2 separate regions of the Homo sapiens genome follow, and region 2 is linked to region 1. A link is an interaction called in ENCODE POLR2A ChIA-PET data of the cell type or tissue named here. Cell type or tissue: OCI-LY7. All regions are shown on one strand. Each heading gives the region's core, and the rest is flanking DNA. Links, peaks and the distances in the headings are about the cores only.

Evidence for each region. Peaks named below come from ENCODE experiments on the same cell type or tissue, not always from the same donor. Only the 100,000 strongest peaks of a DNase experiment are listed, where the experiment ranks them.
Region 2: POLR2A ChIA-PET joins it to region 1 with 7 read pairs; 2 of 35 experiments call an interaction of 5 or more read pairs at or near these places.

Annotation. Positions count from the first base shown.
Region 1 is chr14:39,395,063-39,402,361 of GRCh38, forward strand. It overlaps FBXO33 (F-box protein 33), which reads right to left. Exons shown (of 4, transcript NM_203301.4): 3 at 6,114-6,799; 4 at 2,622-4,725. The coding sequence ends at 4,454. Among named protein-coding and RNA genes, the nearest start is that of FBXO33, 34 kb to the right of the region's middle. In OCI-LY7, for the core only: no CTCF peak of the experiment used is centred there; no DNase peak of the experiment used is centred there.
Region 2 is chr14:38,089,970-38,097,661 of GRCh38, forward strand. No RefSeq gene overlaps it. Among named protein-coding and RNA genes, the nearest start is that of SSTR1, 110 kb to the right of the region's middle. In OCI-LY7, for the core only: no CTCF peak of the experiment used is centred there; no DNase peak of the experiment used is centred there.

The sequences.
Region 1 (7,299 bases), core at 2,888-5,387:
TGATGAAACCCCAACTCTACTAAAAAAAATACAAAAATTAGCTGGGCTTGGTGGCATAGGCCTGTAGTCCCAGCTACTTGGTAGGCCCAGGAGATGGAAGGTGCAGTGAGCTGAGATCGCACCACTGCACTCCAGCCTGGGTGACAGAGTGAGACTCTGTCCAAAAAAAAAAAAAAAAAAAAAAGATGGTAAGTACTAAATTACTATAGCATTTAGATTCCATTATACATATTTTAAGAAGTCATGTATGTAATTTACTTTAAACTGCTGATGTTTATATCTGCTAAGATTATGACCAATGTTACATGTTTAACTTAAAAATATGCAAAGGGGTACATTTTTAGGGGCTAGGAAAACAAGTTAGAAAACATGGGATTAGAGAATACATCTAAAAGTGAAAAATCTGGGTTACAGGGCACAGGCAACTTCAACTTTACAAGATATTGCAAGTTTGCTTTCCAAAATGGATATATCAGTTCAAGTTCCACCTGTGTTTCCTCTTCCTTGCCAACACATGGTATATCTTGCCCTTTTAAAAAAATCTTTCAGAAAGGATGATTCAAGTATCCTGAAAACTTACTCATAATACATCATCCGTTTCTTTCCACAACCAGCAAACCAAATTAATTAGTATACTGTACCAGGGGTGATACCCTGCAAGGACACCTAATGAGTCCTGGGGTGGCTGGAGCCTGGGTTGGTTGCCTTCTGATGCTTTCAGGCTCTTCTGAGCAGTGGGAGTGGAGCTGATTCTGAAAGTAGGCCCTGGACAGAGAGCAAACTCAGATACTCACTATTCCTAGCCAGATGAGTCACTGTCCATCACAGAAAAGGGTGGGGGGGGGGGGGGGGGGGGGCGTCTACAAAGCTGTGAAAGAAATACGTTCCAGGTGTCCAAAGAGCAGGAAGGAAGCCCAAGTGTGAGGCCCCCAGGTGTGGCTAGTTGGATTTGAAAGGGTTGGGAGCTGGAGGTGGGAGGAGGGCTCCCTGCAGCCTCTAATTGCCTTCACATATATATAAAGTTGGTGGCTGTTTACTCTTCAGTGGTGTCTCACCTAGCAGTAGGATTATGTAAGGGAGATTACAAATTAGAGCATCATGATTTTAAAATAATTGTAATAAACATCAATTTGAATTTGAACTTAACTCACAACATTATTTCCCAAAGAAGGAAGCGTTAAATTTCTTAGTTTCAACTGCATAAATTAACGAATGGTTATTTTTAAAAAAGACCTAAAAATTATTACCTGTTTGTGGGGTGTTTCTCATTGGTGACAGTATTAAAACATTTTAATCAAATGTCAATTAAATCAATTAAAACATCTGGCAAGATTTTATTTGAAAGTTCCATACAAATTCAGTATTTTTCCTCAAATCTTCTACATTTTTTCATCAATTATATAATTTAAAAAAAGTAATTTTTTTCTCTAATTCTTTCTGGTTTATACCAGTATGCTGTACAATATTTTCTATGTGTGCTACAACATGACAAAGGTTGGGAAACATTGATACAATGTGGTATGGTCCCTGGGTATTATTCACATCTGCTGTGTTACTCCATTAGCACTGTGTTATGTTACTGGCTTCATAAGGATCCAATATGACTCATGCTCTAAGTCCCAAGCAAGTTTCCCCATCTTTGTGTTCAATTTCTGCATCTTTGTGGTGGGGAAATGGAAAGTAATTTTAGATAGATATGTAAATTTCATATAGTTTAATAAGCTATGTTTTGAAAATATTTAATACCTTGGTTTAAAGATGATCTTGTGTATCTGTGAGCTACTGAGCTAACAGCAATGGAAAATTTCAATGAAGAATCGGAGTTTTAGCTAGCCAAGACCAATCCTTCATTTTAGAGATGAGGAAACCAAAGCTGAAAGAGGAGTCTGTGCTCAAGTAGAGCCAGAGCTTAGACTAGAAAACAGATGTCAAGCCTCCCAAATTTAGAGCTTTACTACAATAACCTTAACTTGCATGCTATTCATATTAGTAGACTTTCCTTTTTCGTACATTTTGGGTACGTCTTAAATATATACTTAAACATGTTGATTCATTCAAAGGACTCAGATGTGTCCAGGAAAGTAACGAAGTGGTAAGTAAAAAGTATAAGGACAATTATTTGTGAACACCAGATTATTCCAAGATAAAGCAGTGCCTGGAAGAGTCAATGTCTGGAATGATAAGGAAGGGAAGATGGAAGGAAGAAAAGAAGTCCTTTTGTTTCCTATGAATAAGAGCTGTGAGTCTCAACAACCAAGAACAGAGATCAGAATACCAAAATAAATAAAGGAATATAGGGGTTTATGAAGAATTTAATATTGGCATATCTAAGTATTTTTGCATTTGGTATAGGAATCTTCTTTTAAAAAAGCAGCCCCTCTAGTCTATAAATTAAGTTTTACCATATTGATAATGTAATGTATTCTAGGTGCATAATATACTGAGATTTTGTGCTAAGAAATCCAGTGTTTGTTTGCTTTTAAGCTTGTATTTTGTCAAAGTGAATTTCTGTAAAAAAATCTTCCAAACTATTCAGCTAAGACTTTTTATAATGTATCTCAAATTTAAGCTTTGCTGCACCAGAATACAACCAGAATACTAACACATTATTATACACAATATAAGGATTATTGCAGTTTATTTAACACTAAAAGTAGTCATGCTTCATATACAATAAAATATATTACAATGATCATTTTTAATGCTTTATTCATTGATTAAAAGAATATACATTTAACATAAACCATACAACATCAGTCATCAGGTCAAACATTCAGCTGGTTTCCTTACAGTTTCTGTCAGGAGTTATTTTATCTGATCACATTTATAAGATAAAATCTCACCACATCTGGCATTTACACACACTGTGCCAGTGGATTCACACTACTGATGTACATATAAAATCCGCATGGTATGTGCTCACTGGAGACAAAACAGTGCACACCTGTCAAAAGGTCATTTTAATATAAGATGGTAAAACCATTTGTAAAACACATATAAACTTTTTTCCATAAATAGAATCATATCTGGACATCTGTTGCATAAATTGTGTTTCCAAAGCTTACAATAGAGCAGCCAGGTCTCAGCACTGCTGGGCACCCAGGTTGGCTACTTACTTTATTATTGCAGACTGTCCTTTAACATTAAATGCACAACATTCGTACCACTTAAAACTGGGGTCAGGTGGAAGTCTCACAGAGACCACGTCTGTACCGCGGTTGCCCTGAAACAGTTAATAGGCTTTTAAAGCCTCTCAGATATAACAAGGTTTTAAAACATACTTCATGGAATGTTCTTCATGTATCATAGCAGCTCATACCTGTGATAGAACAAGCTTTCAGTTTTTCCTTTCTTTCCTTTACATTCACTATTCACAGTGAAACAGGTGCATGTTTTTTTTTTCTTTTTTTTTTTTTTTTGTTTTGTTTTTTCAGAGTTCTGAGGTTGCTGACTGAGCCACAGCACAGCTGTGTACCACAGGTCGAAATTCGACCTTAAATATTACAATCTAGCAGTATCTGGCTGGCCAGAGTGGGCCGGCCCCTGCCAGCATGTGGGCACTTCTTCATTAAGTCTATTCTTTGGCAGCTGACACGCGTGCTGACAGAGAAAAATCCAGTGACTTGTTGCTAGGGATTTCACGACTAATGTTTTTGCAAGCATGTGTATTTACAACTCTGTGTTTTTATTTCCTTTAGGAGATTTTACTCTGAAATACAGTTTCTTTCTTCCCCCACTATTTGAAATCTGGGCTAAATGAATGTGTAATGTAATTGATGAATAAAATTATGTCAGATATAGTTAAAAAATCCAACAATTTCAGTATTCGTGTTTACGTAAATGCATTTTTTTTAAAAGGATTAAGCAATGTTCTAACCTAGTACTATACAAAATTCAAAATGGTAACTGGTGATATCAACTATTAGATATGTAATGAAAGTTAAAGTCTTGGCTTTTCTGTTACAGATAATTCATTTGGGATATTATTTATCTTCCATTTGAAATCAAAATTAATGAAATGCTATCAGAATGCATGGATGCAGTGCATTGCATATAAATCTACCAGGCTATGGATATATATCTATATATGTATAAAAATATTTTGGCTCCTGAGCTCTGAACTCTGACACACAAAGAATAAAAACGTCAAAAAGGCAGAGTAACTCAGTGAAAAATAAAGTTAGCCAGCAACCTCAGACAATCTTCGGCTGTATATCCTTAAGGTTTGGTAACAAGTCCATTAACCGTGAAAGCCCTATACATTGTCACTTTGAACTTCTAAACCAATACCCGACTACGTTCTTTGATCAAGAAGTAGAATATACATATATAATTCTATAAAGCTAATACTGATTAAACACAGCACAAAAGGATTAATTCACACTACTGAAAAAAAAACATAATAGGACCCTACTTGCATATGTAACCACAGGAATTCTACATTAAAAAAAAGCTAAATGTCTTCACTGAAGCTTTGCATCTCTCTGTAAAAATGACGATTTGGTTCAGTGAAGACACTGAGTGATTCGATGTCCATGACTGCATGCCAAGGTTGACCCAGGCCCAGGGATACCTGCTCAATAAGGTTATGCACTGGATCTACATCCTGGTCGGCCAGTTCACCTTGGTCAAAATCAATGCTTTCTTCGGTGACTTCAAGCACTTTCAGATCAGAGCCCCGAAGACGAGCAATGGCAATGAGGTTGTGTGCCCACACCGTGTAACCTGAAAAATAAACAAAAGACAACACTGTAATTTCCTTGCATTTCCTTTTCTCTTTGGTAAGTCTGTCTTTTCCTCATTCAAAGCTTCTAGAGAAGCTTCAAATTTGTATCTCACTTACCGTTTTGGTCTTTTTCCTTTAGAAATATATTGAAATTGGAAAAGGAAACATGGTTGTATAGCCCAGAAAAAAAAAGGCTAGAAGTTGTGTTCAAGAGTTACCGCTATAGGTGGTGAATTGGCAGGTGATCTAATCCTTTATGACACTACTTCATTCAGTAAAATAGACATTTAAAGTATATACAAATAAATTTTATAGCTTTGGGTAAAGATGTACCATAAGGATGAAATTTTTAGTTCATATATGCATGTATCTGTTAACCACACGTGGTAAATGTATTTTTCATTTGTGAAAAATCATCTCCTATAATGCTTTGCGAAGTTATGTAGTGACACTTTAAAGGTAAACTGTTAATTGTCAGTAGCAAATACGTAAATTATAAAACAATCATGTGAATGATATGCACCAACTTCAGAATAATAACTACTTCTGGGAAGGAATAAAGAGGAATGAATACGGGGAGCTTTAGCATAAAGAAGAAAAAGGCTTTAAAAAGACTGGCTTAAATTAACTTTTAAATAACCTGATATGTCTTTAGCCCATTGTGTTTAGCACTTTCAGTATTGATCTAGTCTTTTCTGCTACCTCTGATGACTGGCATAAAGCAAGACTTGAAAAGCAAGGCATACATTCCCAAATACAAATGCACACTAAAAAAAAAATAATGAAACAGTGCTAGTAGGATAGCTAATAAGAGAGTTTAAGACATTCTTATAGACTACTTTGTAATTATCTTACAAGTATCCGAAAAGGAAGTAAATTTATTTGTCAGAATACCAACTCTAGATCCAAATGAGAACAGGTCACATTAAAATGAAAGAAGCATATCAATGGAACCATCGTTAAAAAAATTATATACATTAATACTTTGATACCAAGAATCTAAAAGATGAGGTAGTGAGCATGAAAGAAATCATACATTCTCTTCCCCCGCACTATGTTTTAAGGGGTCGTGTGATTAGAGGAAATATATCTACCACAGGTATGTGTGCTTTCTTAGCTAAATTAATTTCACTGATTTTTTATGAAATACTGCCATTCACATGATGGACAAAAAAGTAACAGGGAAGCTGGAGCAGAACACTTGGGTTTGAATATGATTTTCCTTTTGTAAGTGATATATCTTGCAAACTTTAAAAAGCATAAGAATCTGTATATCAACTTGATACAAGATTTCTTGATACTATAAAGGTCAGTGCTATCTCTTTACTGGCAGAAAATGTTTTCGGTCTAATTCCAGTATCAGATTACAATGAACAAGATCACCTACCATGAATTGCCAGAAGAGAGAGCTTTGTGCACCTCCATGCTAATAAAACCAACGGATCTTCATTTCGGTTGTCACTAAGATCTGGAAAACCAGATGTGTCAATCACATCATTCATTAAAATAAAATGAGTGAGGAACTTGTCATATTGCCTGGATATAAGATCAACAATAGCCCCTGAAACACAAGTGATATAGCTATCAAAATGAATCCTCTCTAGTGGTATACTGGGTTTCAGAATCTTTAACATATCTTCACTCTTGATATCAAAAGCCATTATATAGACCCGAAAGCTGGTGCTCTTTCGTGACAGGGCTTTCCAATGCTCATCATTTGGCATGTTGTCCAGAGACTTGTGCATTACAGAAACATTGTGAACCAGAAGAGACAGTCGTTGCAAAGGCACATGGTTGCTATCAGTTAAGACTCTTGCCATCTCAGCTGTAAAGTCACAAAAATCCAAGGCAAGTGAGTGCAGATTCACAAATCGCTCCAGTTCAACTGCAGTAATAAGAGTGCTGTTACCAGGAATATTATTGTCCAGTAAACTGAGGTGCTCCATGGTGTTGGCAACAGCATTAGAGAGAGATGACAGTGATGTTGGGGTTACTATTTCCAGCATAAACCCACAGGACAGCCATTTCAGTTGCCTACTATTACTCAGGATTTCTTCAAACAGTTGCTGAATTCTATAAGGAAAACACATGCCACAGTGATCCCATTAACATTTAGTTCTAATCTTTTAACACTGACTTTTGAAAATAGGCAATGAAAAGCATGCAATTTTGAGATCTATTTTTCCTCATTAGGTAATTTCGATTCAACCCACAGTAAATACCATTAAAATTCACATTAAAATATAATGAATAAGGTATATTAAACATAAAGATCTATTAAACACGTAGAAATATGTTCCTCATCCAAGAAAAGCACCACTTATACCCGTTTAGTAGAAAAGTAGGATAACATACAATTTATGTTATAGCAAAGGCAAGTAGAGGAATAATTTTAAATAGCAATAATTATCCACTAAGTTACTTGATTTTTCTTAAAGATTTATGAGATGGAATGGCAGATGCTGATCACTGTATTTCACCATTAAAACATTTCCAGGACCTATGTTCCTTTTAGGAAAAAAATCATTACTCTTCTGTTTGTATCTCATAATTTCTTAGGAAAAACATATTAT
Region 2 (7,692 bases), core at 2,074-4,573, 1.3 Mb before region 1:
TATTTATTGATCCCCTAATAAGTGCCAGGCTTTGGGGCTGCAGAGGTAAAAAAGAAAATGTTGTGCTTCTGGAACTTGGAACTTAAACTCTAGAAAGTGAGACTTATACAGAAAAGCAAGTATAACATGATGGACAGATAAGTGCAATGCAGAAAAATTAAGAAGAGTAAGGAAATAAAATGTGATAAAGAGTGGTCAGGGATGCCCTCTCTAAAGGTGACAACATATATGCAGACTCTTGAAGTAAGGGGTGACTTATTCAATTATCTAGGGGTAAAGGACTCCTGACAGAGGAAATAGCAAATTTAAAAGCACTGAATAGGAACAATCATTGGCATATTTGAGGATCAGAAAGGAGAACAACAAGAAGGAAATTAATAGAAGATGGGATTGGAGAAACAGCAGGAAGAAGGTTACACAGGGCCTCAAACAGCGTTGGTGAGTAAGGACTCAGAGTAATATGAGAATGTGGTAGATTAAAAATGGCCAATAATTATTTGTTACTCTTTCCATTGAAAGGTGGCATTTAATTCCCTTTTCTTGAATTTGGCATGGCTGTGGTGACTTGTTTAGTCAATAAAATGTGCAAAAGTGATGTTCTGTGGTAATAACGGGTCATAAAAAGCCCTGCAGCTTCTGCCTAGACATGTTGGGATCTACCAACTACCATGTAAAAAGTGAGTCTACCCTGAGACCACGATGCTATGAGGAAGTCAAAGATATTCATTTAGAGAGCTATATAGAAAGAGAAACAAAGGTGTCCAGCCAGCCCCAGCTGTTCCATCCATTCCAGCCTAATTGTCAGATATGAGTGAAGAAGTCACTCACGTGGACAATCCAGCATCAGCAGATATCATATAAAGGAAAGCTCAGGCACTAGACATGTATGATCCTAGTAGGGCTATTCCAACTGCTGCTAGTCATTCAAATAACCTCTGCTGAGGCTCACTGGGGAGCAGAGATGGTTAATCTCCATTGTGCCTTTTATACTTTCTTGATCCACAAACTCATGAGAAGAGTAATGAGTTTGGGTTTTTTTTTAAATTTATATCTCTTTTATTGAACTTCTCATTTCATTCATATGCTATTCCTTTGATTTTGTTGAGTTGTCTATTTGTGTTCTCTTATCATTTGCTGATATTTCTTACCTCTGAGTATTGAGTGATCCATTATGCATCAATGGATAGCCTATAAGAAAAAAATTGAATAGCTGAGAGTAGAATTTAAACCTGAATTATGTTCTAAAAGGACCACTCTAGCTGCTGGGTTGGGCCTAGCTTTGTAACAGCGCAAGAATAAAGGCAGAATGATCAGTTAATTCAATTAAAAGTCCAGGCAAGAGTAAATAGTGGCTTGGATTAAAATAGTGGCATAAGAGGAAGTGAGAAATGGTTGAATTTGAGATATACTTTGAAGATAAATGATAACATTTGCTCAAAGTTACAGGTAATATTTTTATTTCAGTTTCAATTTTGAAAATATATCAATATGTCATATACTATACTCATGCAGAAATGCCTGGAACATATAAACAATGTGAAGACTCTTAAATAAATGAATGCATACTGAATCTTTCTTTGATTCAGAACCTGTGTTTATGTCTGGCTAGTCATTATGAGCATCAGATAAATATTGTATTTTCATTGTAGAAATTTGTATTGACTAAGGGCATGCCTAGAGCTTTTGGTATGCCTCTGTTTTTCCACAGAACTTATTTATTATTATTTTTAGCTCTTTTGCCAAATAATTATGAAGAATATTCTATAGCTATGTTGCTAGCTGTGAGAAAAAGTTGGCATAGTCTCTTTTGATGAAAGATGGAATTTTCTTATTGAAGGTAGACTTTTAACACATAATCACACAAATAACTAGGACAAATGCTACAGCCACAGCAAGGGCTGTAATAGAATTTGATTTAACAAGGATGAAAAAGGTTATCTTGAAGAAATTGGGTTAGTTGAGAGTTAATGTAAAGAGAAGTGGAAGAGTACTCTAAGCAGACAAAAAAAGCAAGTGCAAATGCTCTGTAGTGTCTAGAATATGATATACTAGTGAAACTCAAAGAAGACCTCTTCCTTCCCACTGTGCAATTTGTTTTCCGTACTGGAACTAGAATGATCTTTTACAAATCTGAACCTGCAAGCTCTCTCTTGCTTCTAAAAATCCTAGGATGGCTTATCTTCTCAAAGTGTAACACAGATAGTGATTCCATTTACTGTGCAGAAGCACTGGAGAAGATAAGGCTTGGGAAGAAAAAAAATGAATTAGGTTTTGGACATACTTTGTTTAATGTGCCTTTGAGACATGCTAATGGAGATGCCAAGAAGTGAATTAGATATATTGCTAGGGAAGTCTGGCTGCAGATGAGTAAGCTATCATTCTATAGGAGGTATTCAAAGCCATGGCATGAATGAGAGCGCTCAAGGACTGATTAAAAATCAGAAGAGAAAGATAATGAAGTTTACCCCTTTAGAAACCTCAGGGGAGAAGAATATACATTTATAAAGGAGACAAAGAAGGAGTAGCTGGAGAGATGAGGAAAACCTGGGGACTATGGTACCATAAAAGCCATGAGGAGGAGTGATGTCAGTAAGATGGTGATCATCATTCTGTAGAAACATCAATCTTGATGAATACTCGTGAATGAAAGTACATTTTTGGGACAGTGATAATCCATTGGAGAAGTTCTAGCACACCATTGGAACAAAAAAATTTCAGAATAGATGCATTGAAGAAAGCAAGAAGAACAGTTTTATTTTATTTATGTCAACCCTCCTTGAAAGTAGTACAGCTCTGTGCCAAGAGAGAACCCCTTTGCCTGCAGTTTCTCCCATGGGAGAAGGTGAGAGTGCAATAAATGAGGAACCTGCTCCCCCAAACATGTGAATACTGCCCAAAAGGACTAATTCTTTTTTACCTCACCCAGAAAATGGAGATGATTGGCATAGCTGAGTTGTTGGGAGAGACTAGGATCAGGGAAGAGAGGCCCTAATATCTTCTCCACATACTCCATCATCAAGGAGCCCACCTATAAGTCACTTGGGGTGTCTCACCTATGGATATTCCTAATTGACCCAAGGGCACTCCAAATGCTATGTGTGCCTCATGCCCCCCTCCACCAAGTGAACTCCCCAATGCTTCCCCATGGACAGCGAGTGAAAGCATGCCTCATAAATAGCCAGTTCCACTCTGTGGGACTGAAAGAAAAAAACACAAACCTGAGAACTTTGAGGCTCTTTCCAAGGGAAAACAAATGTGAGGCTCTGAGCATCTGGCTTGGCTTTGTGAGATTGAGAAAATACATCAAATCTTAAAAATTTAATCCCCATCGTAAGAGGAAACAAAGGTATAAATCAAGTGCATCCATAGAAAATGTCTGAGAGGGTCTCAAAATCCCTAGTCAAGCTGATTGGTGAGGATGTTTCTTTCTTGAAGTCAGTCAGTAAAGTCAGCAATGCAAGATGTCAAGAAACAGACAGAAACGATCAAAGAAACATAACACCATCAAAAGAACAGTATAGTAGTCTAGTAACCAACTGTGAAAGAAGTGGAAATCAACAAATTGCCTGACAAAGAGTTCAAAATAATTATTTTAAAGAAACTCAGCAAATGATAAGAGAACACAAATAGACAACTCAACAAAATCAAAAGAATGGCATATGAATGAAATGAGAAGTTCAATAGAGGGATATAAATTTTAAAAAACCCAAACAGAAATTCGAATCTAGAGAATACAATTAATGAAATGAAAAAATGAAATAGAAAGCATCAATAGCAGGCCTGTTCAAGCAGAAGAAAGAATCTGTAAACCTGAAGATAAGTCTTTGAAAATACACAGTCAGAGAAGAAAAAAGAAAAAAAGAATGAAAAGAAATGAATAAAGTCTATGAAATTTATGGGACAGAATCAGATGCATTATAAATGTTTCAAAAGGAGTAGAATGAGAGCTAAAGGGAAAGAAAGATTATTTAAAGTAAAAACAGTTAAAAATGTCCCAAATCTGGGGACAGATGAAACCAGTTACCAGACACTCAAAGGTCTCAAATCAGGTTCAAACCAAAGAAGAATTAATGAACACATATTGTAATCAAATTGTCAAGAATCAAAGAATTTTGACAGAAGCAATATAAAAGAGGCTTACCACATACAAAGGAACCTAAATAAGACTATCAGTCGATTTCTCAGCAGAAACCATGCAGGCCAAGTGAGAGCAAGACAGTATTTTCAAAGTGCTGAAAGAAAAAAAATCTGTCAGGCCGGGTGCAGTGGCTCATGCCTGTAATCCCAGCACTTTGGGAGGCCAAGGTGGGTGGATCATGAGGTCAGGAATTTGAGACCAACCTGACTAAAATGGTGAAACCCCATCTCTACTAAAAATCCAAAAATTACCCAGGTGTGGTGGTGTGCACCTGTAATCCCAGCTACTCAGGAGGCTGAGAAAGGAGAATTGCTTGAACCTGGGAGGCGAAGGTTGCAGTGAGCTGATATCACACCACTGCACTCCAGCCTGGGCGACAGAGCTAGACTCCCTTTGAAAACCAGCACAGGACAAGGATGGCCTCTCTCACCCTCCTATTCAACATAGTGTTGGAAGTTCAGGTCAGGGCAATCAGGTAAGAGAAAGAAATAAAGGGTATTCAATAAGGAAAAGAGGAAGTCAAATTGTCTCTGTTTGCAGATGACATGATTGCATATTTAGAAAACCCCACTGTCTCAGCCCCAAATCTCCTTAAGCTGATAAGCAACTTCAGCGAAGTTTCAGCATACAAAATCAATGTGCAAAAATCACAAGCATTCTATACACGAATAATAGACAGAGAGCCAAATCATGAGTGAACTCCCATTCACAATTGCTACAAAGAGAATAAAATACCTAGGAATACAACTTACAAGGGATGTGAAGGACCTTTTCAAGGAGAACTACAAACCACTGCTCAAGAAAATAAGAGAGGGCACAAACAAATGGAAAAACATTCCATGCTCATGGATAAGAAGAATCAATATCGTGAAAATGGCCATACTGCCCAAAGTAATTCATAGATTCAATGCTATCCCCATCAAGCTACCATTGACTTTCTTCACAGAATTTGAAAAAAAGAACTATTTTAAATTTCATATGGAAACAAAAAAAAGAGCCCTCATAGCCAAGACAATCCTAAGCAAAAGAACAAAGCTGGATGCATCATACTACCTGACTTCAAACTATATTACAAGGCTACAGTAACCAAAACAGCATGGTACTAGTGCCAAAACATTTATATAGACCAATGGAACAGAACAGAGGCCTCAGAAATAATGCCACACATCTACAATTATCTGTTCTTTGACAAACCTGACAAAAACAGGCAATGGGGAAAACATTTCCTATTTAATAAATGGTGTTGGGAAAACTGGCTAGCCATATGCAGAAAGCTGAAACTGGACCCCTTCCTTACACCTTACACAAAAATTAACTCAAGATGGATGAAAGACATAAACTAACTTAAGACCTTAAACCATAAAAACCCTAGAAGAAAACCTAGGCAATACCATTCAGGATATAGGCATGGGCAAAGACTTCATGACTAAAACACTAAAAGCAATGGCAACAAAAGCCAAAATAGACAAATGGGATCTAATTAAACTAAATAGCTTCTGCACAACAAAAGAAATTATCATCAGACTGAACAGGAAACCTACAGAATGGGAGAAAATTTTTGCAATCTATCCATCTGACAAAGGGCTAATATCCAGAATCTACAAAGAATTTAAACAAATTTACAAGAAAAAGCAAACAACCCCATCAAAAAGTGGGCAAAGGATATAAACAGATACTTCTCAAAAGAAGACATTTATGCAGCCAACAAACATATGAAAGGAAGCTCATCATCACTGGTCAACAGAGAAATGCAAATCAAAACCACAATGAGATACCATCTCATGCCAGTTAGAATGGCAATCATTAAAAAGTCAGGAAACAACAGTTGCTGGAGAGGATGTGGAGAAATAGGCATGCTTTTACACTGTTGGTGGGAGTGTAAATTAGTTTAACCATTGTGGAAGACAGTGTGGCAATTCCTCAAGGATCTAGAACTAGAATTACCATTTGACCCAGCAACCCCATTACTGGGTATATACCCAAAGGATTATAAATCATTCTACTGTAAAGACACATGCACACATATGTTTATTGTGGCACTATTCACAACAGCAAGGACTTGGAATCAACCCAAATGTCCATCAATGATAGATCGGATAAAGAAAATGTGGCACATATACACCATGGAATAAATACTATGCAGCCACAAAAAGGGATGAGTTCATGTCCTTTGCAAGGACATGGATGAAGCTGGAAACCATCATTCTCAGCAAAGTAACACAAGAAGAGAAAACCAAACACCACATGTTCTCACTCATAAGTGGGGGTTGAACAATGAGACACATGGACACAGGAAGGGGAACATCACACACCGGGGCCTGTCACGGATTGGGGGGCTAGGAGAGAGATAGCATTAAGAGAAATACCTCATGTATATGACGGGTTGATGAGTGCAACAAACCACTATGGCATGTGTACACCTATGTAACAAACCTCCACGTTCTGCACATGTACAAAAAAGAATTAGGGAGAGATACTTTCTCAGATAAACAAAAACTGATAGGATTCATCACTAAAACTGCCTTACAAGAAATGCTAGAGTGTTCTTTAAGATCATATGAAATGATGCTAATTAGTAACATTAAAACATACAAAAGTAAAAAACTTGCTGATAAAGGTTAAGTGTGTGTGTGTGTATGCATATGTGTGTGTTCCTTTTAAAGTATTCCCCTTTAAAGGAACACTTCCAAACTCATTTTACAATGTCAGTATTACCCTGACACCAAAACCAGACAAGTACACTACAATTTTAAAAAGCCAACAATGAACATAAATGCCATAGTCCTCAACAAACTTTAGCAAACATATTCAACAGCACATTAAATGGTCATTCATTATGATTAAGTGGGATTAATCTCTGAGATGCAAGTATAATGGTTCAACATGTGCAAATCAATCAATCAATATGATATAACACATTAACAGAATGAAGGATAAAAGTCATATGCTCATTTCAATAGATGCAGCAAAAGCATTTGACAAAACTTAACTATCTTTCATGATAATACCTCAAAATATCAGGTATAGAAGGAATTCACTTCAACATAATAAAGACCATTCATATAAAACCAACCACAGCTAACATAATACTGAATGGTGAAAATCTGAAAGCTTTTCCTTAAAAAATAAAAATATGACAAGGTTGCACACTCTGGCTATGTCTGTGCAACACAGTACTGAAAGTCCTAACTGTAGCAATTAGGCAAGAAAAAAAAATTAAAAGCATCCAAATTGGAAAAGAAGAAGTTAAATACTCCCTGTTTGAAAATGACATGATCTTATATATAGAAAAGTCTAAAGACTCTACCAAAAAACTGTTAGAACTATAAACAAATTCAGTAAAGTTGAGAAACCCAAAACCAACATGCAAAAACCAGTTGCATTTCTAGACACTGGAAAGGAGCTATCTGAAAAAGAAGTAAGAAAACAATATCATTTGTAATAGCATCAAAAAGAATAAAATAATTGAGTAAAATTAACCAAGGAGGAAAAACATCTGTATACTGAAAATTATTAAACACCAATAAAAGAAATTGAAGACAGAAATAAACAGA